3 separate regions of the Homo sapiens genome follow, and all the other regions are linked to region 3. The links are chromatin loops, found by intact Hi-C in ENCODE. Cell type or tissue: GM12878. All regions are shown on one strand. Links, peaks and the distances in the headings refer to the core of each region. The heading gives the core; the rest is flanking DNA.

Evidence for each region. Hi-C counts contacts between places; a loop is a spot of excess contacts. Peaks named below come from ENCODE experiments on the same cell type or tissue, not always from the same donor. Only the 100,000 strongest peaks of a DNase experiment are listed, where the experiment ranks them.
Region 1: a loop joins it to region 3, with 2.7 times the contacts of the local background. A loop is called at or near these places in 3 of 110 quality-filtered maps.
Region 2: it touches region 3 in a loop (8-fold over the local background); 3 of 110 quality-filtered maps call a loop at or near these places.

The regions. Positions count from the first base shown.
Region 1 is chr22:22,416,628-22,426,549 of GRCh38, forward strand. It overlaps IGL, the pseudogene ASH2LP1 and the pseudogene IGLVI-38. Among named protein-coding and RNA genes, the nearest start is that of ZNF280B, 87 kb to the right of the region's middle. In GM12878, for the core only: a CTCF peak has its summit at 6,193 (motif pointing right); a DNase peak (open chromatin) is centred at 6,294.
Region 2 is chr22:22,503,446-22,513,367 of GRCh38, forward strand. ZNF280B (zinc finger protein 280B) reads right to left here and starts at 5,297. Exons shown (of 4, transcript NM_080764.4): 1 at 5,214-5,297; 2 at 4,365-4,425. It also overlaps IGL. In GM12878, for the core only: a CTCF peak has its summit at 5,435; a DNase peak (open chromatin) is centred at 5,406; H3K4me3 peaks cover 979 bases.
Region 3 is chr22:22,555,114-22,564,963 of GRCh38, forward strand. PRAME (PRAME nuclear receptor transcriptional regulator) reads right to left here and starts at 4,152. Exons shown (of 6, transcript NM_206956.3): 1 at 3,858-4,152; 2 at 2,432-2,467; 3 at 1,699-1,796. The coding sequence starts at 1,719. LL22NC03-63E9.3 (a long non-coding RNA gene) reads left to right here and starts at 4,230. Exons shown (of 3, transcript NR_027426.2): 1 at 4,230-4,294; 2 at 7,750-7,859; 3 at 8,554-9,850. It also overlaps IGL. RefSeq lists an enhancer at 4,069-4,363. In GM12878, for the core only: a CTCF peak has its summit at 4,197 (motif pointing right); a DNase peak (open chromatin) is centred at 4,218.

The DNA of each region.
Region 1 (9,922 bases), core at 1,300-9,299, 140 kb before region 3:
AGAAATAAAAGTATAAAATTATCTCTGTTTTCAGATGACATAATGTCATATGTAGAACGCCATTAAAAGACCCAGAAAATAATTCTGAAAGAATGATTAAGTGAATTTGGTAATGTTTCAGGATACAAAATCACCACTTAAGAACATCTCATGGCTAGGCATGGTGGCTGACGCCTATAATCCCAACACTAGGGAGGCTGAGGTGGGAGAATTGCTTGGGGTCAACAGTTCAAGAACAGCATGAGCAACAAAGCAAGAACCTGTCTCTACCAAAAATAAAAAAATAAAAAGGAAGGAAAGTCACTTGTATTTCTATACTTAACCAAACAGGACACCACCCAAAATGAAATTAAGAAAACAATTCAAGAGGACCCACAGACCCTCTGAAGGAAGGGGACTGCACCCGCAGGACCCGGGAGACACCGCAAATACTGTGAGTGCCTCAACTGCGGAAGTGGGAAAAGGAGACCCTCCTCTCCCAAACACACACCCCTACTGAAGAATGTGAAAGTCTGTTAGCAGGAGAAGTTCTCAACTTTACCTGGAACGGAGTTAAGTTAGACAGCCAAGCTCAGTGAAATACACAGGTGTAGGAGGTAGCGGGGAGGCCCTGGGAACTTGCTGAATCCCCAAGCAACCCATTCCTTTCTGGCACCACAGGAATACATCAGGAAGGAGGACAGACAAGCAGCGGGTAAAACTCCACGGGAAGAAGGACTTCCCTAGCTGAACTTTGCAACAATTCGAATCGGGTGAGAGGCCTCCTGGCTCTAGTATCCATGGCACTAGTATCCATGGCTGAGAGGCCCATGGATAGTTCACATCACAGGACTCTGTGCAGAAACCCCCAGTACCAGCCCAGAGCCGGGTAGACTTGCTGGGTGGCTAGACCCAGAAGAGAAACAAAAATCACTGCAGTTCAGCTCGCAGGAAGACATCCACAGGAAAAGGGGGAGAGTGCTACATCAAGGGAACACCCCATGGAACAAAAAAAATCTTACCAGCCTTTAGCCCTAGACCTCTCCTCTGACAGAGCCTACCAAAATGAGAAATAACTTGGGGGGAAGAGTGGGAGAGGGGCGAGGAGTAAAAGACAACAAACATGGTACAGTGTATACTGCTCAGGTGATGGCTGCACCGGGATCTCACAAATCACCCCTAAAGAACTTACTCATGTAACCAAACACCATCTTCCCAATAACTTACAGAAAAAAAAAAAAGAATATTATAACAATGGAATCATATATTATGCAGCCTTTCAGCATTGGCTTTTTTCACGGAGCACAATTTCCTTGAGATATATCTGAGTTGCGTTGTATCAATTATATAGTTTGTTTCTTTTTATTGCTGAGTAATGTTTCATGGTACGGTTGTATCAAGCTTGTTTAACCATTCGCCAGTTGAGGAACATGTGGATTATTTCCAGTTTATTTTTTTGGCTATTAGGAATAAAACTACTATGAACATTCTTATACATTAAAAAAAAAAGAAAACAATTCAAATTTCGTCATTAGAATGAGTAAAATGCGGCTGGCACGGTATCTGGTGCCCATAATCCCAGCACTTTGGGAGGCTGAGACGGGGGATCATCTGAGGTCAGGAGTTGTTAGAGACCAGCCTGGCCAATATGGTGAAACCCTGTCTCTACTAAAAAAAGATTAAAAAAAATTAGCTGGGTGGGTGGCACACTCAGTGATTGCAGCTACTCATGAGGCTGAGGCACAATAATCACTTGAACCCAGGAGACAGAGTTTGCAGTGAGAGGAGATGGTGCCACTGCACTCTAACCTAGGTGACACAGTGAGACTCTGTCCCAAATAAATAAATAAATGTAAAATACTTAAGAATAAACTTAAGAAGGTAAAACACTTGCACATTGAAAACAATAAAACATTGCTAAAAGAAATTGAAGAATACACAAATAAATGGAAAGACGTTTTTGATTATGTATTGGAAAACTCAATATTGTTAAGATACCAGTAGAAACCAAAATAAAATATACTATAGAGTCATCACAATCTTTATCAAAATTCCAATACTACTTGGTACAAGAATGGATATAATTCTAAAATCCAGATACCCAAAATAGCCAAAATAATCTTGTAAAAGAAGAACGTTGTTGGAATCCTGACACTTCCTGATTCCAAAGCATACTAAAAAGATACACTAATCAAAACAGAGTGGTACATATAGACAGACATACAGACAAATAGAATAGAATTGAGTGCCTTGGAGAAAACTCTCAGTTATATGGTCAAATGATTTTCAACAAGCTTGCCAAGACCATTCGTGAGGGAAAGAACAGTCTTTTTAACAAATGCTGTTGAGAAAACTGGATATCCACATGCAATCTGGAAGTGAATCAAAGACACAAATGGGAGAGCCACAACTGAATCTTAAAAGAAAACATTGGGAAGTAGGTCCACAACGTAGGGTTTGGAAATGATTTCTTGGATATGGCACAAAAAAGACAGGGAAAACATAGAAAAAGAAGAATATAGATAAATTGCATTTCATCAAACTGTAAAACTTATGTGCAGCAAAGGACACTACCAACAGAGTGAAAATGCAGATAATAGAATGGGAAAGATTGTTACAAACTTTATATCTGATAAGGCATCCAAGCTATAGAAAGAACTTCTACAACTCAACAGTAACAACAAAAATAGGAATAACCCGAAAAAAACAAGGACAAAGGACTTGAGTAGATATTACTACAAAAAAAGATCTACGAATGTCCAATAAGTACATGAAAAGATGTACAGCATCACCAATTATTAGTACACTGCAAATCAAATCACAATAATATACAACTCTATACCCATTAGGATGGCATTAACCAAATAACAGAAAATTAAAAGTTCTAGCAAAGATGTTTAGAAATTGCAACTGTTACGATTTGCTGGAGAGACTGCAGAATGATGCTTCCACTGTGGATGCCTTATGGCTGTTCCTCATAAAATCAAACATAGAATTACCATTTTATCAGAATTTTCACTTCTGGGAATGTGCCTGAAAAAATTGAAAGCAAGATCTCAAAGAGAAAATTGTACATCCTCGTTCATAGCAGCATTGTTCACAATAGCTAAAAGGTGGAGGCAGCCCAAGTGTCAACTAATGAATCAACAAGATATATTATACACACACAAGGGAATATTATTCAGCCTTAAAAAGAAAGTCTGACCCATGCGATGGCATGGATGAACCTTTAAGACATCATGCCGTCAGAAATAAGCTGACTTCAAAAGGACAAAAATTGTTTGCCAGCCCTTATATGAGGTACCTAGAATAGTTAACTCCACAGTGACAAGAAGTAAAACGATGTTTCCCAGGTATGAAGTTTGGTTTGGGAAAATAAAAAATTTGTGGAGATGAGTGGCAGTACTGTGGTTGTACAACAGTGTTAATTTACTTAATGTCACTGAAGTATACATTTGAAAATTGTTGAAATAATGTATTTTGTGTATGAATATTTTACTACAGCCAAAAAGAGGAAGATTTATGTTTGGTGCAGTTTCTCTACCTCCAAGAACAGTGGAAACCTACAGGACTAGGAGAGTGTGCATGAGTATCCAGGACACTCTTCCTTTTATGCCAGCCCCACAGCATCCAGGACACCCTTCCTTTTATTCCAGCCCTGCAGCATCCTAACAAGTTAAGAGAGTCAGACGTACCTCATTACAGGTGACTCAGAATAATATGAGAAAGTCTAGAGGTGGCCATGATGTTAGCGGTGGGTGCCCAACCCAGCCCAGGAGCAGCCGCAAATGCAACAGTGGCCAAAGAAGGGGAGATGAAGCTGGTGGCAGAGGTAGCAGCCCCTCCAGCTGGAGAGGGGCATCTGCTTCTGTACAAAATGGTTCACAGTTGATAAGTCTTGCATAGATGCCTCATCGTTTACCTCATGACCAACTACAGTTTTCATTGCAATGTACGTTATCATAGCAGTAATGTCTATTTCCTCCTGTAGCAAGCAAACATGAACGAAACGTGCTTTACTGCTTTGTCCAACAGGACATGTTAGTCCCAAACACAGGCTGAATGTTTAAAGGTAACGTTCTCTAAAGATAAGGATATTATACCATTTATTGATAAATACGGGGATTGCATGATGACCATTCAGACACTTGGAATAATTACTTGGCTAAATAACATTGTTTAAACAATGAGTAAATTTAGTTATTCTTTGCAGAGCAAAAAAGATCCAAGTTTCACCAGTCCCTTGGCAAACACTACATTTCAAACTATGGAAGGGAGACATCCTGAAATTTTGTGCTACTCTTTCTGAAGACACAGAAACAGTCAAGTCATACCTAATACTTATGAGCATAAAGCTTTGATAAAATTCAAGAATTATTTGCATTTTGAGGAAAAAGACTTTGTCGCTAAAGCAGAGAAGAACCTAAAACGGACTCCTCATAGTGAGCTAATATTTTATAAAAAGGTGTCAATCAAGGTGTGGCTTACAAAAATACTTTCAAGGATGTTTACTTTCCAGCCATCTCACTGGACAAGAACTGGGTGGTTTTCATTAACTTTGGACTGTGCTTTAATTTCCTAAAAATGATGTCACTTACTGCCCTGAGTGACATGGGATGGGATGCTGTGGTAGAGCACACTCTGGCTGATGTCTTGTACCTGCTGGAGACAGAAAAGGATGGGAGACACAGTCCTCCACAGGAAATCTCAAATGGGTCCCTCTTTCTTTTCAGATATGGACTTTCTGGGGAGTAATACTGTAGGGCTTTTCTTGTTGTTGCCTTTAACTGTCTCAAATGTTCTCCCAAAGATGCTACTGAACACAGCCTCTCCTTTGAGCAAGTTAAAAGTCTGGGTACGACTGCGAGAGGCTCCTGCCTGCCAACACTCTTTCTCCACTTTCAGTGACTGCTCTTCTTCTGAGGGCCGTAAACCAACAACTGCTCATCCCAAGATCCACTAAGCCCTCTGGGAAATTGGTGCTGTACTGCATACCCTGCCTGCTGGGACTTGTTACATTGATGTATTTTCTAAGGAGTGAATAATCTTGTCCAAGTAACTAACTTATTTAAAGACATTTTCTTCGGTGGGCACTGACTCCATGGCACCCGTTTTCCAAGGAGTTGGTGAGCTTGTTTCTGAGAATGCCAGAAATCAATGTACATTCCAAATCATTCTAAAAGTGATTTCTTTTTGGTGTGGGTTTGGTTTTGTTATTAATTTTGAAATATATCTTTGAATACTGAGATCTCTGAAACTACTAGATCTCTAGAAGTGTAATTGGGAAAGAAGGTTGCTTGCAGCTTTAACAAAATGAGAAACTCTTCCCAAATACAACCTGTTTTGAAGTTAAAAAAAAATGTGACATTAGAACCTGCAAAATCTAAGAGTTTCCAACAGCAGTCTCAATTCTGATGCTAACTGTAAGCTAGGGACTCCCCCAACAACGCTTCACTTCTTATGATTCCCAAGAAGGACTCACATCACTCACTGAAACTTGTGACGTTTGTTGATATGATTTTTTACAACAAAAGAATGCAGATTAAAATAATTCAAGGAAGGAGGTACATGGGCAGAGTTCAGGAGAATTCCAAGCACAGGCATTCAGTTGTCCTCTCCCAGTAAAGTAATAGACAATGCTGCATTCTCCTGGCAGCAATGTGTGATTCTGTGCATGAATTATTGCCAACCAGGAAAGCTCGCTGAAGCTTGGTGTCCAGGCAGGTTTTTTTGGGGGTGTGAGTTGGGGATGGGGTTGCTTATGTAGACCTTGTTGATCATCCTTATGGCTGACTCCGACTTGAATTTCCACTGAATTGACAATAAAACTTCAACCTTAAATATTTGGTTATTTTCTTTTTAATAAATTCTCTAAAATAAATTATTTTGAAAATGCTCGCTTTAGCTAGCTGTTTATCCAATATGAGACTCAACATAAATAGTTTCAAAAAGCCAGTGGGTCATTAAAACAATTCCTTTAGTCATCCAAAACATTCAGATAAAAATTAACACCATGTAACACTAAAATCGAATTATAGTCACTGGGGCTGGATTTCAACAACAGGAAGAGAAAGTAGTACAAATAGGGATGAGCAAAAAATAGACAAGTAATGGATGTGAATTGGCCTAGGAAATTTACAGTGGCAATGTCAAAAAGGTAAATCAATAGTTATTTGACAATACATGCTCAGTCCAGGAAAGCCACCAGGGGGCGGTCTGGGTCGTCTGCATCATAAGAAGCTCAAGGAGTTCAAACTGAATGAACCCTGCACAGTTGCTCACTGGGTCGTGTAAAATGTTAGAGCAGCTGCTTCCTCCCGCAACACACGGCCACTCTGGGCAGTCCCCTCACAGTGTGGCTGCTCTCAGGGCTGAGAACCTGGGTGGTGCTAAAGGTGGTGAATGTGGTAAAGATTTGCATAAAGCACCACACAACACACCTCCTCCACACAGGGATCTCAGTAGCATCTTCAAAGGATGGGCTTTCTGAGCTAAGAGCAATAAGAAGAAACTTTCTAAACTTACTAAAATTTATTTATTGAGTTATGTTCAAAGCAATACATGCCTATTACATAAAATCAGAAAGTATTTAAAATCACCGAGTCCTCGGCAAAGGTTCTTTATTCCAAGCAATCAATATGACTATTTTTTTTTATTTGGATGCATTCTTTCATTTTTGTTCTCAGTATTTCCACAATGGTGATCAAGCCTTGTGCTTTTTCATCTGCTTTTATACCCCTTTATGATCTAGTCATTTCAGGTTAATGTAAGTAGTGTTCCATTTCTTAAAAGGGATAAAATATTTAAATAGTTGCTAATTTTATTTTTATTTGAATACCAATGAAATATTATCATTTTTAGATAATTCTTATTGTTTGCTACTCAAACGAAGATATGATATTATCTTATTATTAAAACACTCCTGGTAACTTCTGTGGATTTTGTGAGGTCAGAAAAAAAATGCCTGAAATTTTCAGTGGAAAGCCTTGAGTACATTACACCTGACTTCACAATGCAGTAAATAGAGAAACAAGAGTTTCCGATTCATGTAAGAAGGAGCATAACAGATTAAGGTATGAGGAATAATTTATATCCAAAACTACACCAGTGTCTCCAGGCATGTGTTAGAACAGTACCCCCCAAATTCTGTTGTGCATATGCATCTTCTGGGGATTTTACAAAATGCAGATTCTGATTCAGTGGCTCTGGAGTGAGGACACAGTCTCTGCATTTCTAGAAAGTTCCTACCACACAAAATCCACATATATGTTTGAACAATAACAAGGCCAGCCAGGAGAAGAGGCTCAGGTGTGTAATCCTAGCACTTTGGGAGTTTGAGGCAAAAGAATTACTTGAGGCCAGGAGTTTGAGACCAGCCAGGGTAACGTCACAAGATCTTTTCTCTACAAAACATGTTTTTAAATAATAAAAAATGAATTAGCCAGGCGTAGTGTGGCATGCTTGTCATCGTAGATACCTAGGAGGCTGAGGCAGGAGGGTCGCTTCACCCCAGGAGTTCAAAGCTGCGATGAGCTATGATTATGCCACTGCACTCCAGCCTGGGTGACAAAGTGAGACCTTACCTCTAATAACAAAAACAGCCATAACAAATTCATAAGAATAGTGTAAAATAAGGAGAAACCTTGGCAGACAATAACCTAAGAGATATCTCAGACATAGTGAACTAATGTGTTTGGATGACAGAAGAACCCCACACTTGGCTGGCTGTGGTGACTCAGGCCTGTAATCCCAGCACTTTAGGAGGCCAAGGCGGGCAGATCACCTGAGGTCGGGAGTTCCAGACCAGCCCGGCCAACATGGAAAAGCCCCGTCTCTACTAAAAATGCAAAATTAGCCGGGCGTGGTGGCGCAGCCTGTAATCCCAGCTACTCGGGAGGTTGAGCCAGGAGAATCACTGGAATCCGGGAGGCGGAGTTTGCGGTAAGCTGAGATGGAACGAGCCACACTCCATGCAGGAAGACGACCAGGGAGGACAGCTGCAAAGCAGGGAGAGGCTCCCCTTTCTTTAAGAAACAAAACAAAAGCAAACAAACAACTAACCTGACCTCCCCTCTGGCTCCCATCCAACATTCTTACTAGCTTCTCATCTAGTCTTTTCTGTAGTGTAGCCCATCCTTACCCTCTCCCCTCCCACATCTCTGATTCCTGAATTCCCTTCTTGGGTCTCTCTCCTTTTCCTGTCAACCACTTCTCCCCTCTATCATCCTGAGTTAATTATCAAGAGCTTTATAGCAGGAAGCCTATTGGTATTTTTCCAGATTTTTTTTCTTGGAATTGGACATTCATACATTTTCTCTCTTTTTTTGGGGGGGTAGGGTGGGGTGGGGGTGGGGGTAGGGACAGGGTCTCACCCTGGTTGCCCAGGCTGTGGTCTCAACTCACTGCAACCTTCACCTCCTGACTCAAGCAATCTTCTCAGCTCAGCATCCCAAGTAGCTGTGACTATGGGCACGCACCACCACACCCTGCTAATATCTTGTATTTTTGGTAGACATGGGGTTTCCCCATGTTACCCAGGCTGGTCTTGAATTTCTGAGCTCAAGTGATCCACCCTCCTCAGCCTCCCAAAGTCCTGGAATTACAGGCATGAGCCGCTGTGCCCAGCCTATTTTTTCTCTTTTACGAGCCTCTCTGATTCCCTAGTTCTGAAGTAGCCCAGAGTTGGCTGATTCTCCTATTTTGCCTCAGCTAGCACTTCCTCCTTCTCCTTTTTTTTTTTCTCCTTCTGATCCCTGGAGTCCTCTGCATTTCCACTGAATCCAGTGAACCACACAAGCATGCTCATTTATTCTCCCCAAACTCCACCACTCTGCCTTATGTGCTGATCCAGTGAGAATCAAGAAGGAAGAGAGACCCATGGATTTCTGTGCAGCCTGGAAAGTCAGTTCATGGCTGGACTTGGCTGGGACACCAGACACCTGTCTCCCTGTCTCTATTTAGTATTCATAGGGCCCAGCAGCTGCATCCTCCCAGGGTGCCTGAAGAGTCACTGACCATGCTCTCCTACCCAGCCTCAAGAAGCCACCCAGTCCTCGAGAAGTATAATCAGACTCAGCATCTTATGTGAAGGGAACAACCATGGGGACAGGTTAGACTTGCATTGAGTCCCCTCCTCTAAGAAGGGCCAGGGAAAAGGGGCTGTTCCCCCTAATCTGTGTGGCTCAGGAAGTAGAGCTCCAGAGACTTCTCTACCATGGCCTGAATCCCTCTGCTGCTCACCCTCCTCAGTCTCTGCACAGGAGGCTGGAGATAGAAAGGCAGGGACTGGCACTGGGAGGACCAGGGCTCTGCCTTGCTCCCCCGGCTCACCGAGCCACTTCCCACACCCTGTGTCTCTGTCCTGACTCTTAGGGTCCTGGGCAGTCAGGGCTCACTTGGTGGCCTGCACAGTTTGTCTGTGACTAAACCAGCCACCATCTCCTGCACTGGAAACAGCAGCAATAACGTCCTTGGAATTGTGTCCTGGTACCAACAATGAACAGGAAGTGTCCTTAAACCTCTGATCTGTGGATGTAAATATCCACCTGCAGATCCAGAACTGATTCTTGAGTGATCAGTCTGGCAAGGAGGCCTTCCTGAGCATATCTGGGCTCCAGGCTGAGGACAAGGCTGATCATTAACGTTGGATTTGGACAGTTCTCTGGAGGCCCCCACGGTGCTGCAGTCTGTGGGGAAGTGAGATGGGAACATTTCAGGTCTCCTAGGAGCACGACCCGACAGCACCACCTACAACTGGGAAAACTGGGCTGTTTACCATTTGTGTTCATGTTTGCTTGGGCTGGTGCTAGCCAGGGCCCAGGTCTCAGGTCAGGGACAGTGATTTAGAGAATGCAGCTTTGTTTCCTCAGAGTCAGCCCTCAGAGAAAGCCCATAGCAACAGCATTGTCAAATTGCCTCAAAAAAAATCAGAAAGTCCTTGGTT
Region 2 (9,922 bases), core at 789-8,788, 51 kb before region 3:
CAACAACTGCTGCTAAATTTTCAAAGCACCATTAAGCAGACTCAATTCGTAGCAAGGATAATGGAACAATGCAAGCTCATCTAGCGAACAAAAAGAATTAAGCTAGTATCAGGTGGTCAATTTACAAACTGTAGTGGGAGTCATACATTCCCAAGGATGGAACAGTTATATCTCCTTGCAGAGTGAACTCTTCTCCGATACCAAGGACTTGGAAGACCAAATAAATTATACGTAGGATTACCAAATATGCTGGTATGACCAAGACAGTTATAGTTTAAACTTCTATCTCTGTGGAATTATGGATAGTGCCACTCTTCAATCTTTAATAAGTCCTTCAGTTTAGATGATAAATTACATAGTCAACCTAGTTATAAGGAATCTAGAGGTTGTGAAAAGCTGTGAGAGCATATTCTATGCAGACCACATAGGTCCTATCATGACTCCCTATGTAACTTGGGTCTCTGCGACTGGGAAGCTCCCAGGGAAAAAACCCCAGTTAAGACTTCTGCAGAGCATTCACATTTTGTTTCAAACTTATACAACACTAATGCTAAAGCTCAACTCTCAGAATTGTATTATTCAGTATTATCCAAATAACTGATTAATTTACACACTGAAGGGAAAGAACAAGGAATGGACCTAAACACACTTGTAGTTTACAAGTATAAGAAGCTAACAAAGAATAAGATTAAAATAACTTGTGCCAGGCCGGGCATGGTGGCTCACGCCTGTAATCCCAGCACTTTGGGAGGCTGAGGCAGGTGGCTCACGAGGCCAGGAGTTTCAGACCAGCCTGAACAACATGGTGAAACCCCATCTCTACTAAAAATACAAAAACTTAGCTGAGCGTGGTGGCACACGCCTGTAATCCCAGCTACTCAGGAGGCAGGAGAATTGCTTGAACCCGGGAGGCAGAGGTTGCAGTGAGCTGAGATTGTGCCACTGCACTCCGGCCTGGACAACACAGCAAGACTCCGTCTGAAAAAAAAAAAAAACAAACAAACAACTTGTGCCCACATTAACTAGGTGTTAAAAGCCAAAAGGTGAAAGTCACTATTCTCTTTTCACATATCAAATTGACCCTAAGGTAATATTGCTGCATTAGAACTGAGCTGGTGGGAGGGATGTTAAGAAATTAGGGAGAAATTGTTAATCTACAGAAAGACCATCATATAAGGTTCTGTGTGTAGCCAAACATACACATTTGATGTTCTGATGTTTGCTATTTTAGTGGAACTATAGCTATAAAATGTATTCAATCAGTAGAATTAAAACATATCCCAGTCCACAAAAAACTAAGAGAGAAATTATACAGGAATGATCAAGAATCTGCACAGTTCTCATAATCTCATTACTACAGAGAAAAGGAGAAAGGGAAGCATCAAGGTAGTATTTGAGACGAATTTAAGAAGACCACTCATTCAATAAAAGTTTGGTGGGCCAACAAGGTGCCATGTATTGGTCTGGTGATATAGCAGTGATCCAAAGTCTTTCACTTCAGGGAGCTGACATTCCAGAAGGGGTAGTCAGAAAATAATTTTTTTAACAAAAGTAACATGGTTATATAAACACTAGGGAGAAAAATAAAGTAGGAAATGGAGGCAGGTTGATACTCACATAACATGAATATGGCTATCTGGGGAAGAATACTCCAACAAAGGGAACAGCAAACACAAAGCCTCTGAGACTGGAGCACTTAACACATGCAAGGACTGATCAATAGGCTAACACAGGTGGACCAATGAAAAGAGTGACAAGTTAGAAATGAGATAAAAAATGAGCTGTTTGTGGCAAAGGAAAGCCAAGATCATGTAGGCCATTCTAAATTCTTCAGCTTTGGCCAGGTGTGGTGGCTCACATCTGTAATCCCAACACTTTGGGAGGCCGAGGCGGGTGGATCACCTGAGGTCAGAAGTTCGAGACCGGCCTGGCCAACATGGTGAAACCCCGTCTCTACTAAAAATACAAAACGTAGCCAAGTGTGCTGGCACGTGCCTGTAGTCCCAGCTACTCGGGAGGCTGAGGCAGGAGAATTGCTTGAACCCAGAAGACAGAGGCTGCGGTGTGCTGAGATCATGCCACTGCACTCCAGCCTGGGTGGCAGAGCAAGACTCCATCTCAAAAAAATAAATAAAAATAAAAATAAAATAATAATAATACAAAAATTAGCTGGGTGTGGTGGCGGGCACCTGTAATCCCAGCTACTTGGGAGGCTGAGGAGGAGAATCACTTGAACCCAGGAAGCAGAGGTTGCAGTGAGCCGAGACTGCGCCATTGCACTCCAGCCTGGGTGACAGAGCGAAACTCCATCTCAAAAAATAAGTACATAAATAGACAAAAAATAAAAACAAATTCTTCAGATTTTACCCTGAGTGTGATGAGAGATTACTGGAAGGCTCTGAGTGAGAAGTAATATGATCTCACTCATTTCATTAGGATTGCTGTGGCTACTGTGTGGAGAATAGACTTTAGAGAGTAATAGTGGAAGCAGAAGACAAGAAGCTACTGAAATATTATGAACAAAAGATGATGGTAGTATCAGACAGGATGGAGAAATAGAGATACTAAGAAGTCGGACTCTAGATAAAAATCTAGAAGGCCCACAAGGTTCATTGATGGATTGGGTTTGGGATGTGAAGGAGAGGAGGAGGACACACAAGAGGTAATGCTGAGCAGGTAAATCTATGAGATCAGAGCCCAAGGAAAGTTCCGAGGTAGGTACTTAAATTTTGAAGTCTTCAGTATGTAGCATTATTTAAAACACAAGACTGGATGAGATCACTCAGGGAAAAGAGGTCTGAGATCTAAGCTCTGGAGCATTCCATTGATTAGAGGTCATGGAGATGAGAAGGAGCTGGTAAAGGAAATTAAAAAAAAAACAATTATTCACAGCCATTCAGGTGGGAGGAGAATTGAGAAAGAGAAGCATCCCAGAATCCAATGGGGAGGAGAAAAGGAACTGTAATATATGCTGCCAATAGATCAAATAAAATCACGAAAATCAACTAAAACTGACCAATGGATTAAGCAAAGTGGAATTCATTGGTGACCTTGACAGCAGTGGGTTTAAGGAAGAACGAGAACAGGAGATAGCAAATACGGACAACTCTGGAGAAATTTTCCTGTAAGGACAAGCAAATACAAATTAAAACAAGCAGATGGGAGATGTGGCATCAAAAACGAGATCTTTAAGGTGAGGTGATGGTACAATCAGTATGTTTGCTATATTAATGATCTGGAGAGATAGAAAACTTAACCCTAGACAAAGAGAAGTCTTGCTAGAATAATATCCTTAAATAAACAAGTGCACATGTAGAGGTTCTGGCCTTAGCAAGAAGTCAAATTATTCACCCAGAGTAACAGGACAATGCTTTGAGATCCTATGGAAAAGGGTTAAATGGTGGATAAATGGTTGCGGTGGCCATCCTCCAAGATGGCCCTAAATGAATCCCACTTCCTGGAATTCACATAGTTGTAGCCCTCTCCCACTAACAGGGTTGGCCTGTGGGATCAAGCACATACAGCAGGAAGTGATGGTATGCCACTTCAGAAATTAGGTCATAAAGACTCTGCCCTTCATCTTGGGTACAAGGTCTCTTGAATCATTTGCTCTGAAGTAAGCCAGCTGCTGTGACATGAACAGCCCCATGGAGAGGCCCACAGAGCAAGGAACTGAGGCCTCTTGCCAACAGCCCAGTGAGTGAGCTTAGAGGCAGATGATCCAAACCAAGTCAATTCCGCAGAGACTGACAATCCAGCCAAGGGTTTCACTGAAACCTCATGAGTGACCTTGAGCCAGAAACAGCCAGCTAAGCCACTCTTGGATTCCAGACCTTCAAAAACTATGAGGTAATAAATTTTTTTTTAAACTACTAAGTTTTGAGACAATTTGTTACACGGCAATAGATAACTAATACAATGGGTCTCACTGAGCTGTAATCACAAATTGCTGGGCACACAATTCACTATAATCTCACCTACTGGCATGCAATGACTTCAGATGACCTCCCCTGTCCTGCTGCATGCAGTTACCTCATGAAATACAGTCGCTGAGAAAGAGGGTAGGATAAAAGGAGTCAGCTTTATATAACTTAACATCCCTGATGCTCTTTTTTTTTTTTTCAAGAGATGTGGTAAAAGAATGCCACTACCACCCTCTCCTTTCTCAACAAAGCAATTTAGAGGGTTCCCGAATGACCTACATCAACAATTGGCCTGAACTAATCAAACACATCATTCAGATTCCCTCAGTAAAATATTGAATACCAAACAGCTATGTTTCAGCAAAGGAAAGGGCAGGGGAGCGAAACTGAAGGACGAAAATACAACTTTGGTCCTCATCAGGGAGACTTCTCTTTTCTTACCTCAGGTTTATTACAACGCAACTTTTAAGAACTTGAGCTATTCCAGGCAGAAGGTCACATCCTTGAGGTAACCAGAGAGAAGCATTAGTTACTTACATGTCACAAGAATATTTTCGATCCCACTGCCTGACATTGCCATTTAGGTGTTTATCAATCATCTCACACTTAACCAGATAAGTGAACTGAACTCCTTTCCCCCAGATCTGTTCCTCCAATCTACCCTACCTTAGCAAAGGAAAACGTCCCACCCGCCAACTGCCCAAATCAAAAGCCTGCAAATCACCCGAGGTCCTGGCTCTCACGGGAGGGACTCCATTAGGGTCCCAGGGGCTGCATTAAGAGTCCCGACAGCGACGCAGTAAATGAGACAAGACGCTGCGGTAGGGGAGAGAGACCCATACATTCAAATGCCTTAAGGGGTCTGGGCCTACAGGTCTCCAGAACTGGGGAGGGCCTGGGGTTACAAAGCAGTTTTCAGATTTTTAAATACATTGAGCGCCAAAAGAGACCCCGCGGGGGCGATGGGGGAGGGGAGCGCACTGGGAGCCAGGAAAGGCCCCTTCTCCAGGAGGCCCGGGCCCAGCCCGGGGGTGGGGGCGTCTGCGTGAGGGAGTGGAGGCTGATGTAAAAGTGGCGCCCGCTGAGATTAGGGAAGGGGGTGTGCGTGAGGGGATCGTGGGACCTGCTTCTGCCCTGCACTCCCCCACAGAAAGCGGCTGTATTGCAAAGGCCGCTCCGGCAGCGCACGGCCAAGCGCGGTGTCGCGACCCGCAGGGCTGCGGCTCGCCATGAAATCCCTCAAGTCTCCCCTCAGGGAACGCTGAAGCCGCGCCACGCCCCCGTCCTTACCAGTCCGGATCAGCTGCTGTTCGCGAGCTGCCGGCCACGCACCAGCCCCGGAGGCGCTCCCGGGGCACAGCCGGCGGCGACTACGCCTCCTCAGGCCCCCGGCGCCGCCGACGCGCACGCCTCCACACGCGCGCGTCCAGTGGAGACCTGCGATTGGCTGCCAGGTGCCGGCGCGAGATCGGCGCGGCTCCGAGCTAGGAGCATGCGCGCGCTCTGACGCCCCTGGTGGCGACGGCTGGACGCGGGGTTAAATTGAGAAGGAGGAGGGCAGCAGCAATACCCCTGAGGCCTTGAAAGGATCTTGGGTTCCGGATCACGGTTCCAGGCAGTCAGGGTTCCAGAGCTGAGGGGGTATCCAAGCAGTCAGGGTTCCAGAGCTGAGGAGCATCCAGGCAGTCAGGGTTCCAGAGCTGAGGGGCACCCAGGCAGTCAGGGTTCCAGAGCTGTCGCAGCCAGGGCTTGGGGTGGGGGGTAGGCTTCCAGTCCATCAGGGGATGGTTTGCCCACCAGAAGGCCAGCTGTTATAATTCTCAGGTGTGGTCCCTTTGTTGACTATCCATGCTTAAGGGATTGTGAGGAAACAACTGAACCTAACATCTGTCCTCTTCTAGTTACATCTGGGGCCAGTTGAATCCAGCCTGCCACCTGTTTTTGTACAGCTGGCAGCAAGCTAAGAACCGATTTCACGTTTTTTTAATGGCTAAAAAGAGAATATTTTGTGGCATGTGAAAATTATATGAAATTCAAAATTCAGTGTCCATAAATAAAGTTTTATTGGAACAACAAACATGCCCATTCCTTTCGGTATTATTTATGCCTGTTTTCCTGCTTCAACAGCAAAGTTGATTAATTGCCAGAGACCATGTATGAAAAGCTTAAAATATTTACTGTCTGGCCCTTTACAGAAAGTTTGCCCACTCAGTTTACTTGCAGCTTTGATTTTTTTTTTGAATTGACCAATTCTGCCAAAAGTCTATTTTAGCAATCTTTTTGGGGGGCGGGTAAATCGCTTTTGGTTTAATTAATCTATAATGTTATTTTCTTATCTATTTTATCTATTTCTTCCATTCTGTTATTTTCTTCCTTCGTGACTTCATAGGCTTGTTCTGTTACTTCTCATTACAACTTTTGGAGAAAAATGCCTACCTCGTTTGCTTGTAAACTTTTTTGTTTCTCTTGTATTTAATGCTATAAATTTACCTTTAAGTACCAGTTTAACTGTGTCTCACCAGTCCGCTTGGTAATATGTTCATTATCCTTCAATTAGATATGTCCTAATTTTGCTAGTTGTTAGAAATGCTTGTTCCCTGGTGCCGCAAAGAAATAGCACTTGAACATAAATTTAATTTTCTCAGCAAGGCCATTTTCACTTTCTGCAGAAAGGGTACACTCGCCAGCAGTTTTGCCACGAGAGTACCCCAAACAAAGGATACAGGGTTATTTATAACCTGACGCATCCACCCTACTGCTGTGTCCGGTTTCCATTGGCTGGAACAGGACCTCACATTCTGTGTTTGTCCCGATTGGCTAACAACTTAGAACTTTCTAAAAGAGGCAAAGGCAGAGGAGAACAAAGGAAGGAGGATGTAACTTGTAGAATGCTGAGAAAGGTAAAAACACCTCCAAATAGGAAGAGGAACAGGCTATGACCTAATGCTTGCTTGGACCAGTATAAGCATGCAAGGGCAAATATTTAGGCTAAATTGTGGGAGCTAAGAACACAAAGTATATTAATTTCTTTATTACGGCTAGCAGATATCTAAGAATGTTAGCACAGGTCTTTGAATAAATTTTACTTCTAAGAGAAGTTACTATTTATTCGTAATTAGACAGGGAGGAAAGTCTTTGAAGAGGAACCTCTATTTTTTACATAGTGATTCTTTCTAACACAAGGGTTATATAGTATATGTTATTTATTTTTGAAATCTATGAGATTTTTAAAAGATTTTTTAATTGTATTATAATCAAATCACATGGCCTAAATATTACTCACCCTTGCATTTGAAGATTTCTGTTCAGTGAAGTGTACCATAGTCAAAATGAAGAGATCATAGATGTAAAGAAGATATTTGCAGTATCTAAAATGTATATATGAGGCTGATATGTAAAGATATTTGCATTATCTAAAATGTATATATGAGGCTGATATGTAAAGAAGATATTTGCAATATCTAAAATGTACGTAAGAGGCCTGGCACGGTGGCTCACACCTGTAATCCCAGCATTTTTGGAGACCAAGGCAGGCAGATCACTTGAGGTCAGGAGTTCAAGACCAGCCTGGCCAACATGGTGAAACCCCATTTTTGTACAAAAAATACAAAAATTAGCTGGGTGTGGTGGCACGCGCCTGTAGTCCTAGCTACTCGGGAGGCTGAGGCATGAGAACTGTTTGAACCTGGGAGGCAGAGGTTGCAGTGAGCTGAGATTGCACCACTGTACTCCAGCCTTGGGCAACAGAGCGAGACTCCGTCTCAAAAAATAATAACATGAAAAATAAATCTATGAGAAATGATCTTCTTTTGGCTTCATAATAATTCCAATGTCCATCAGTAAATTAGTATCAACTAAGCTCCAGGCTTTATTCAAATGTCACTAGTTTTTCCCATCATCCTTTTTGTTCCAGATTCCCACCCAGGATACTGAATTGTACTTGGTCATTTTGTGTTCTTAGCCTTCTGTGGTCTGTGACAGTTTCTTAAACTTTTCTTGCTTTTCATGACCTTGACAATTTTAAGAAGTAAAGGTCAGGTATTTTTCAGAGTGTCTCTCAATTTAGGTTTGATGTTTTTCTCATGGTTACACTGGGGTTATGGTTTTTAGAAGACTATCACAGACATGATGTGTCTTTCTCATAATTTCTCATCAGCGATCCATGCTATCAATAAGACTTCCTACTGGCTTCTCCGCTGTAAATTACTTCCCCCCCCTTTCATACCTTATTCTAAATCTTGCCTACATGCAGGAAGGCCGTGAGGTCTCATTGAAGGAAAATTATCTACACAAGTTACTTTGCAATTCTTCTTTAAGGAAGATTTGTCTCTTCTTCCTTTAGTTTTAAATTAATCAAAAATAGCTTTTTAGTTTTAAATTAATCAAAAATAAAATAAAAAATTTAGTACCTCAGTCATACTTGCCACATTTCAACAGATCAATAGTCACCTGTAGCATATTGGACAGAGCAGAAGTAGAGCATTTTCATCATTGCAGAAAGATCTACGGACAGCACTGACTTAGATCATTAGTCAACCTTTCTTCTTCCCAAATATATGCATTTAGAAATATAAATTCCCATGAAATGCTTTAGTTCCATCCCATAAATTTTGTGGCTGTTTTCAATATCTTTCAGTTCAACATTTTCCTTTTTTCACTGCAATTTCTTAGAGGAGCTATGGGTTATTCAGAATGAGGACCAGGACTGGGGTGAGATAAGCAAGGAGGCTGAGGCACATTAAGGAGAGACCCACGCCCAGCTTCAGGTATGGCATATTGTCACCTTAGGTTCCCTGCTTGCCTCACCCTAGTCCCAGCCCTGTTTAGAAATGTATTGCCTAATTTAGGAACTTTGGGTTTTTTTTCAGTGATCTTTCTGTTACTGATTTGTAAGTTGATTCCCGTGTACTCAGTGGGTAACTACAAAGAGCCCCACAGCTAACATCACAATTAAAGTAAACTATTCTACCTGAGTTTGAGACCAAGAAAAGCACACCCATGAAAGCCACTTCAATTCGCAAAGCATTTGGAATAGCCAAGGCAATTTTGAACACCAAAGTTGGAGAAATGAAACTACCACACGGAGGATTATGCAAAGCTACAATAATTAAGATACTGCAGCATTAGCACAAGGATAGAGAACAGGACAAATGAAATGAAATAGATTCCAGAAACACATATATACAATCATACCTGATTCACAGTTTCCACGGCAATACAGTAGGGAAGGAGTGGTCTTTTTAGTAAGTGGTGCTGATTGATTTTGGGTATGTATATGAAAAAATTAGTCTTCATGCCTTATCACACCATTAACAAAAAATCAGTTTGAGATGTCTCATCAAAACAGTAAAGCTTCTAGAACATAGAAGGAATATCTTTATGTCGTTTGTAGACAATTTCTTAAATAAGACTCATGAAAGATAAACCATAAAACCACGATTTAGATCCAAATATGGGACATTTCCAGTGCCCCAGCACCCTTCCCAGTCGACAGCCCAGTTTTTAAAAAGGTAGGAGGGGGCAAAACTTGAATAGACATTTAATAAAAAGAAATACTCACGTGGCCGATAACTATATAATCTCAAGGTCCATTAATCATCAGGGAAGTGCAAATTAAAGCCACAATAAGGTACCACTACAATTTCAAGAGAAGGGCACTTACTAAAAGGACTGACAGTACCAAGTGCTGGATCAGTAGCAATGGAATTCGCAGTATCGGTGGTGGGAATGTAAATCGTTTCAATCACTCTGGAAATGTATTTGGCAGTATCTACACTAGACAGCTAAATATATGCAGTTCCAGCACTTCTCATAGCTATATATACCCACGAGAAATGATTACATGCTTACCAAAAGACACGCACAAGCTCATAGCAGCTTTATTCAAAATTGCCAAAGAATCAGCCTCAAAGTCCATCAACAGTGAAATAAATTTATACAAAACTGCCACAGTCACTCAACAAAATTCTACCCAGCAATGAAAAAGAATGTGCTACTGC
Region 3 (9,850 bases), core at 1-8,000:
GGAGATATTTCTGCATGTCCTGTCTACTGGTTCTTATGGTCCTTGTGGGCTGCACAGGCCAGAGTGGCCTCTGAGCTCATCAGGTGGGTGGTCTGCACCCTCCTCTCTAGTCATAGAATCCCAGTGGGGACCCCCGAAGTATCTGCACCAGGTCCTTCAGGTGTTTTTTTTGGAGTGCAGTGGCGCAATCTTGGCTCACTGCAACCTCTGCCTCCTGGGTTCAAACGATTCTCCTGCCTCAGCCTCCCAAGTAGCTAGGATTACAAGCACACGCCCCCACACACGGCTATATTTTTGTATTTTTAGTAGAGATGGGGTTTCACCATGTTGGCCAGGCTGGTCTCAAACTCCTGACCTCAAGTGATCTGCCTGTCTAGGCCTCCCAAAGTGTTGAGATTACAAGAGTGAGCCACCATGCCCAGCCTCTTTTTCTTTTTTAGAGACAGGGTCTTACTATGTTTCCCAGACTGGTCTTGAACTCCTGGGCTCAAGTGATCCACCCATTTCAGCCTCCCAAAGTGCTGGGATTACAGGCTTGTGGATACCAACAGCACCCGAGCACGGTCCCACAGTCCAACGCACTGTGCCGTCCTTGAGCCTTTAGTTCCAGCACAAGTCTCCCGGCTTCAACCCAGGTTGCATGTTCTCCCTGATCTCCCCAGGTGGCACCCAAGGATGAGGCAGTGCAATCTTGTTGCTCACTTCCCAGGACCGACACTTACCCCTAATGGCCCAAGCCCATGGGGCAGTGAGATCAAAGCCTCCTGGAGCTCATACTCTCTGACACCACTGGAAGTGTGGGCTTTTGCGTCTGATTACCCCGGGGAAAGGTTCTGAATGTAATCGTGGCTTTGGCAATAAGGTCCACAATGCATTAAGATTTTTTTTTTTTTTTTGGAGGAGGAGTTTCACTCTTGTTGCCCAGGCTAGAGTGCACTGGCACCATCTTGGCTCACTGCAACCTCCACCTCCTGGGTTCAAGCGATTCTCCTGCTCCTGTCTCAGCCTCCCAAGTAGCTGGGACTACAGATGTGGGCCACCACGCCCAGCTAATTTTTTTTCTATTTTTAGTAAAGACAGGATTTCACCATTTTGGCCAGGCTAGTCTCGAACTCCTGACCTCAGGTGATCTGCCCACCTCGGCCTCCCATGGTACTGGGATTGGGATTACATGCATGAGCCACCATGCCTGGCCTAGGGTTAATTTTTATTTTTGGAGACGGAGTCTCGCTCTGTCGCCAGGCTGGAGTGCAGTGGCATGATCTTGGCTTACTGCAACCTTCGCCTCCTGGGTTCAAGCGATTCTCCTGCCTCAGCCACTTGAGTAGCTGGGACTACAGGTGCATGCCACCACGCCCGGCTAACTTTCTGTACTTTTAGTAGACGCGGGGTTTCACAGTGTTAGCCAGGAATGGTCTCAATCTCCTGACCTGGTGATCCGCCCGCCTCAGCCTCCCAAAGTGCTGGGATTACAGGCATGAGCCACCGTGCCCGACCCTAGGGTTGACTCTCATACAAAGACAGCACGGGAAGTGAAATGCTCTTTTGTGGAAATGACCAGAAACAATAAAAGCGGCTCCTGCCTCTTCGTCTACTGTGAGGGACCTCAGGATGCAGCTCCCATCTGGCTCGAGTGACAAGGACAGAGGGGAACAGGGCTTCTCTGAGCACCTCAGACAGCTCAGGGGACCTTCTTACCCACAAACGCCTTCGTTCCATTTTGAAGCGACTTAGGCTGGCCTCAGGACCTCCAACGCTTGGATTTCTAGGTCTCAGTCACTTGTTGCCACGCACGTCTGAGAGTAATAATCAAAATGCTCCAAAAAGAAGAATACATGTATAATATTTACGAAGCAACGGCCTCCTGTGAAAACCTCCGCAAATACTGCTGAGGAAACTGACAACTGGCGACTCAATCCCGCCCTTTCAGTGCAAATCTCTGGCTCCAAACCTGAGCACCAGTGTTTCCTGGGCTGAACCAGGGGGCAGGAGGAACAACAGACCATGTGGTTGGTCACAAGTGACCCCTGTGGTCAAGGACCCTGACTACGGTCTTGCAGCGACATTTCTGCCTCTGCTCCCGCCTTCCTAGGACGCCTACGCCACTGCCTGGGCCGTCCCCAACCCCCAGCACCTTCAGAGGGGCCGAGTCCCAGAGCATCCACCGCATTACAAATGCGCACCCACCCTGGAGAGCTCCAACCACGAGCACCGCCGCCTCGGTTCAAGGCATCCTTACAGCCACAACTCCTCAACTGGGGCCAATTTTCCGGGGCAGGCGGCCCGGGGTGACCCAAGTGGCGCACATTATTTTCTTTGGTCTTCAACCCATTTCCAGAGAGAAAACAGGGACCCGGGACAGGGGTGGTGCTGGGGGCACAAGCCCAAGGTCACCCTGCGGGGAAGCGGAGGAATCAGGGCTCGAACTTACGTTTTTCCTCAGAGAGTTCACCACACCGCGAAGTTGCTGGAAGGAAAGAACGAGACAATGGCTCAGCTAAGCGCCCTAGCCGCTGCGTGGGGCGGGGGGGGCGGCGGTGGGGACCGGGGGGCTGGGCAGCCTGGTCTGACCAATCCCCGTTTCTCAGTCCTTCCAGGGCAAAATCTCACGAGATCCAGTGAGGTCGCCCAGAGAGTCGAGAGGGGCTTGTTTTCAAAGACTGGGAGGAGGAGGGGCAGTGGGGGAGGGGCAGTGGGGGGAGGAGCAGAGGAGAAGGGAGCAGGAGGAGGGGAAAAGGGGAGAGGAAGTTGGAGAGCAGAGGAGGCTGGGGGTGGGGAGGAGATGGGGGTGGGGAAGGAGGGGAGATGGGGGTGGGGAAGGGGGGGCGGGAGGAGGGTTAGGAATGGGGGAAGGAAGACAGGGTGGGGGAGGGGTGGGCATGGGGGAAGGAAGACAGGGTGGGGGAGGGGTGGGCATGGGGAAAGGGAGACAGGGTGGGGGAGGGGTGGGCATGGGGGAAGGGAGACAGGGTGGGGGAGGGGTGGGCATGCGGGAAGGGAGACAGGGTGGGGAACCGAGAAGAAAGACAGTGGGGGGGGATGGAGGAAGGAACACAGGGTGGGGTGGGGGGTCGGGATGGGGGAAGGGAAACAAAGAGTGGTGGAGGCGTGGGGATTAGGAACGGAGACAGAGGGTGGGGGAGGGGTGGGGTGGGGGAAGGGAGACAGGGTGGGGGAGGGGTGAGGATGGCGGAAGGTAGACAAGGCGGGGGAGGGGTGGGGATGGGGGAAGGGAGACAGAAGGGGGGGAGGGGTGGGGATGGGGGAAGGGAGACAGAAGGCGGGCCAGGGCGGGAATGGGGGAAGGGAAACAGGGTGGGGGTGGGGATGAGAGAAGACAGAGGTTGGGGGAGGGGTGGGGATGTGTAAGAAAAACAAAGGGTTGGGGAGGGGGAGGGAAAAGAGGCAGAGAGTGGGGGAGGGGGTGGGGATGTGGAAAGAAAGTCAGAAGGTGGGGGGTGAGGGGTGGGGATGGGTGAATACGTGATGGCTGCGGCCTTTCCCACCAGACAGTAGGGTGGGGGCAGGGTGGAAAAAGGGGGTGCGGTGGGCGAATGGAGAGGCAGTGGGGAGGCGGGGGGCTGACTGGGAGTGTGGGACGGGGTGTTCTGGGATCACGGAGACGTCCAAGTCTGGACTCTGTCCTGGGTCTGTGCTTCTGGCGACCTCCCTTTTCTTCAGTGGGATGCGGGGTGCAGGGGCCGGTTCCAGGGTCCCCTGAGCTCAAGTTCTCGCCCCACCCCGCCCCGCAAGTCTAGAAAAGATGCCCCTGGCCTTGGCTGGGTAATCTCTGGATTTACCTACTTCTGTAACCCCCCGGGCTGAAGAGACCACCCCCCGGGATTCAATTAACTTACTCTCTGGAGCGCGCGTTCCTCCCTGCTCCCGGGAGTCGGTTTCCCAGAACTTTCTGAGGCCCGCGCATGCTCCCCTCGACTCCCCGTGTTTCCACTCTCCACAGAAATCCACGCATTCACGCCCCTCCCCTCCCCCGAGCCTGCAGAGGACTCCGCCCTGCTTTCCCTACATTCAGGGCTGCTCCTTTTGTCGCCAATACAGACCTGTTGACAGGTCACGCCTGGGAAGCGGGTGGGGTGTCCCGGAGCGGTGCTGAGGCGCTGCAGGCCCGGCTTCTGGCTGCGGGGGAGCTGTACCCTGAAGCCTCGCCGGAACTCGCGTCTGGGGCCAGCAGGGGGCACTAGAGTCAACAGGGACTGTATGCAAAACCCACTTCCTCCCAGGCCCTCTAGGGGGATGGTCAGGCTTCTGCAGAGATGGGGAGGATCCTTTCCTGGTAAGGGGAGAGGGACGGGCTAGGAGCCAAGCGGAAGGACCCCGTGTTCAAGGCCCTTCAAGGGACGGGACAGGCGAGGAATCTCTTTGAGTCTTTTGAATTGTTTTATCAGTCAGGCCTGGGAAGTACTCCGCCTCCACAAACTCTGTTTTCCTGAAAGGGGTCGGGGGGGGGGACCCCAACATCTCCTGCCACAGGCTATGATGGGCATGGTGGCTAAGAGCAACAGGCCGCGTGGTGAGGCTGGCTTTTTGTGGCTCTGCCCTGCCATTCCCCGAGGCATCCCCATGCCAGTGAACAGAGCTGCGGGTTCCCAGCTGCACAGATGAATGCACGAACAAAACATAGGTCCATGCAAAGGAAGTCATTGCATTGATCCAGATTCGACCTGGGATTGTCGCATAAAACAGGGCTGATAAAAACCGTTGTGTTTTCACCTTCGAAACAGAGACTCAGCCTCCCCCTCTCTGCTTGAGGCATTCAGCAAAGGTTCGTCCTTGAGTGGCTGTGGATGCTCAAGGACTTACGATTTCTGACTTTATAAAGTTTAGGGTGAAAACAAAAAACAAAATAAGAAGACCATTGTTTTAAAGTGGCCGTTGTAGCTAATTATCTCAAGAAAGCAAACAGGCTGGTACTGAAAGTTACACAGGCGGGCGGCTCCCTGGGAGGGTTGCCCAGCTCTCCTTTTCTGAGACCTGAGCAGGGAGCAGCCAGAGGAGCTTGAAGGGATGGTGTTCAGGGCATGGGAACAGGCTGCACACATCTTCACGGAGTACGGTGCTTGTCCAGTTTGAGAAGGGAAAGAAACTGGGGCAGAGGGCTGATGAGAAGGCAGCAGATGGATAGTGCGGGATTGAAAAGGGGATCCATTTGAAGACTGGCCACCATTATTTATTTTCATCATCTGATTGCTGTTGCTCCATTGAGATCGATGCGTGGAGAACAAGTTGGGGAGTGGAACAAATGGCAGGGAGGGGAGAGAAGTGAGTGAACATGACCCTGGTCCAGCCTCATAGGACAGAGCGTGGTCATGAAGTCCACAGAGGAGGACAGGTAGGGAGGAATCATGGCATGGCCAGGTTGTAGGGCAAGAGGCAGAGAGGAGAGAGGATTGTGGAGGATGCCTGCGGAGTGCCGACTGTCAGTCGAGGCTGGTCCTTTATTTATTTATTTTTTTTTTTGAGACGGAGTCTCGCTCTTGCCCAGGCTGGAGTGCAGTGGCGCGATCTCGGCTCACTGCAAGCTCCGCCTCCCGGGTTCATGCCATTCTCTCGCCTCAGCCTCCCAAGTAGCTGGGACTACAGGTGCCCGCTACCATGCCTGGCTAATTTTTTTGTTTTTAATAGAGACAGGGTTTCACCGTGTTAGCCAGGATGGTCTTGATCTCCTGACCTCATGATCCGCCCACCTCGGCCTCCCAAAGTGCTGGGATTGCAGGCATCAGCCACTGTGCCTGGCCAAGGCTGGTCCTTTCTTTTATGGCGATGGGTGTTTGAAAGTTGCACATACCAAAATAAACTCACTATTTGTTGACCCAAAGTAAAACCCTGAGGGTATGAAAGGGAAGGGCTCATGCTTACATGGCTGAGATAAAAGCTGTCTCAGGAAGCTGGGTGTGGTGGCTCACCCCTGTAATCCCAGCACTTTGGGAGGCCAAGGTTGGAGGATCCCCTGAGGCCAGGAATTGAAGACTAGCCTGAGTGATATAGCAAGACCCCATCTATATTTTTAAAAAGGGTTGGCTGTCTCGGGACTTTTCGAAATAGCCCTGCAAGACATTCCTGTTTTGGAATCACAACAATTTAGATAAGATGCTTTTGAAAGAACACCTGCCTAGGCACAGCGTCTCCACCAATGAACTGATGCCAACTGTGGTTTTGAGTCTTCATAACCGGTGAACTGTTTGCAAGCAGCTTATTTAAATCTCTTTTTTTGCCAATACAACCTTCCCTTTGCCCTCCCCTCTTGAGATGCATATATGGCTTGCCATAGCTGAGCATCTTAGGTTATAATGCTTTTTCTCTTTTTTAATTTTTTTTTGTAAATTTATATTTATTTTTATATTTATTTATTTTTTGAGACAGGGTCTTGCTTTGTCACCCAGGCTGGAGTGTAGTGCATAATCGTAGTTCACCACTGCCTCCAACTCTCGGGCTCAAGCAGTCCTCCCACCTCAGCCTCCTGAGTAGCTAAGACAACAGGCATGCACCACCATGCCCAGCTAATTTATGTATTTACTTTATTAAAAATTTTTTTTTTTTGGTAGAGAGAGTCTCACTGTGTTTCCCAGGCTGGGCTTGAACTCCAGGCCTCAAGTGTTGCTCCCAACTCGACTTCCCAAAGTGCTGGGATTACAGGCATGAGCCACCATGCCCAGCGTATAATTTTGTATTCTAATTCCTGAATAAATTCAACAAATTTGGAGGTGTTTTTTGTCTGATGGTTCCTTTTGGTCGACAACTGGAATGGGAGAGGAACAGTGTGAGGGCAAACATCAAGTGCTTTGCTGAGCTCCGGGTGCTTTTTTTGGATAAGACACAGAAAATACAATAAGATGTCTGTAATGTTTGATTTTTTTCCAGGTTTCTTGAGGTATAATTGACAAATAAAAATTGTATGGATTCAAGGTGTACAATTCATATACATTGATCCACATATACCTTGTTTGATGATTAATCAAATTAGTTAACACATCTTTCACCCCAGCAGTCAATGTGTGTGTGCTCTGTTAGCAAATTTCAATTAATAATATAGCATTATTAACTATAGTTACTATGCTGTATATTAGAGTCTCAGGATTTACCATCTTATAACTAAAATTTTGTAGCCTTTGACCAACATCTCTCATTCCTCCCACCCACAGCCCCTGGGAACTACCATTCTACTCTGCCTCTATGAGTTCCACTTTTTGTGTTTCTTTTTTCCCTTTCCTTTAATTTTTTTTGTATTTGTTATATTACCAAACCATGTCAAAAGAGTTCCACTTTTTAGATTCCACATATTATTAGCTCGTACAGTATTTGTCTTTCTGCATCTGGCTTATTTCACTTAACATAATTTCCTCCAGGTTCATTCGTATTGTTGCAAATGGCAAGATTCCCTTCTTTTTTATGACTGATGATGTCTGTCTGCAATATTTGAAAAAAAAATGCAGATCACGTGAATGATTGTCTAATGTAATTCTATTCATGTAAAATTGTGTATGACCATAACAGTCACTCATTCATTGCTTCGAGTTCTTTACAATCGGATGCCATATTCCTGGGGCTCTGCTAGGCCTGAAATGGGGAGTAGGAGTTACAAGGTTCCTGGGATATCAGTAATTCATATTTGTGAATGTCTTAGATAAGTGGGCTAACATGTACAGAAAATGGTCACTAAAATGATAACACTGTTTGTTATAAAATACTTTTCTGTATTCTCTTGAACTTTTTTTTTTTATCATTTATTAGACTGCTTCAGCTGCCATAACAAAATATCACAGACTGGATGGATTAAACAACAAAAATTTATTTCTCACAGTTCTGGAGGCTGGGAAGTCCAAGATCAAGGTGTCAGCAAGGTGGGTGTCATTCTGAGGCATCTTCTCTTAGCTTATAGGCTGAGGCCATTTTGCGTTGTGCTCACGTGACCCCTTTGTGCGCATGTGTGGAGAGAGAGCATGGGTGCTTCTTCTTATAAGGATGCTGAAAGTTATGAGAACCCGACCCTTGTGACTTCACTTAATCTTAATTACTTCCTTAGAGGCCCCATCTCCATATACAGCCACAATGGGGATTAGGGCTTCAACATATGAATTTGTGGTGGGGGGACGCAAACACTCAGTTCATAAACATATGATTTTTTTTTCCTTGATCGGCAATGAAAATAGAGGTATCTTCATTTTGGAAAGTGAGAGTCAACCTGTGCTGAATTAGAGTGATGACAAGAGATACTTTAAGACTGCAATGAGGGAAGCAAGGGACGGGGACGCATTTGACAGTCTGTTCTGCTCTGCTCCTGGAAGTGAGAGAGGCTGAGTCGGGACTAACCTTTGCACGGATGAGATAGAGAACTGAGAGAGAAAAGTATGTATTTTTCTATGACCACCTAAAATAAACCTGGAGTTGAAGGGACCAGCACTCTCAACCTAACCATTCTGGGAATAAAAATCATAGAGACCTCGCTGATTAATGGAAACAATTTGCCTTTCGATTTTCTAAGCAGGTGAATGCAAGGAGTTTGTGAACTTTACTGCTGTTTTCGTGTTTTTTTAGGTGAAGACACTGACAGTAAGAAAAGGCAAACCACAGGTCCAAGACAAAGTGGTCAAGTCAAGAAGGAACTCAGGCTGTGTAGTCCTGGTGCAAGGCTCCTTGCCCCCAGCGTGGGGTCACACTGGCTGGCTGTGCTCCCACGACACTTAGTGCATACTGGGCTCCTGACTTAATAACACGTGTTTGAAATGGCCCCTGATTCCCAATCTGCTGCAGGATTCTGCAGATGCGCAACAGGCCACAGTGGAAGGTCTTGGAGAGAATTCAGAGTGGCTTGCCTACGTTCCCATGACCGTTTGTCTTAATGGGAGAATCACCATTTTGGAAAATTCTTTTGGAGGCCAGGCGCGGTGGCTCATGCCTGTAATTTCAGCACTTTGGGAGGCTGAGGCAGGCAGATCACCTGAGGTCAGAAGTTCGAGACCAGCCTGGGCAACATAGTGAAACCCCATCTCTACTAAAAATACAAAACTTAGCCTGGCATGGTGGTGCACACCTGTAGTCCCAGCTACCCGGGAGGCTGAGGCAAGAGAATCGCTTGAACCTGGGAGGCAGAGATTGCAGTGAGCCAAGATTGCACCACTGCACTCCAGTCTGGGCAACAGAGTGAGACTCTGTCTTAAAAAAAAATTCTTTTGGGGCTAGCTGTGAATGAGCTCAGAGGGAAAGGCAGGAGCCTTCAGGTAGGGAGCAGCATGATTCCACCCCAGATTCAGGCCTCCTGGGTGTACAGAGGGCAGGAGGATCCTCCCCAGGTATGTGAGAGGAAGGGAAGATGAGGTGTTTGGGTCAGTGAACACACTAGAAATCCAGGTGCTCACTGATGGATTGTGCTTGGCATCTCTGTTCTGCCAATCCAGCCTCAAAGCAACTTTGGAAGAGGATTTATGCGCTTCACACGCTTCCAGCTTGGGCCAGAGCATCTGCACACTCCCCTGGGTATAGGCCTCCAGGGCTTGGAGCAACGGAAGAGCTAAGAATTGTCAGTGCTCAGGAGGCAGATTTTCAGGGAGGATCCTCTTGCATCTCAGGACATGGAAAGGGCTAACAGAGCCTTAAGTGTCCTGTCCCAGTGCTGGGGTCTCAGAAGGCAGCTCTGGGGCATCTCCACCATGGTCTGACTTCTGCTGCTTGAAACCATTCTCCCTCACGGCACAGGCAAGAGTCCTCAAGGAAGAGCACCTGGGCACCTGGGTTGACTCTTCCTCTCTCCAGGTGGAGAGAACCAGTAGAGTTTACCTGGGGTCATGCTCTGAGTTAATCCCCCTCTGCATTTCTTTCTCTTCTCAGGGGCCTG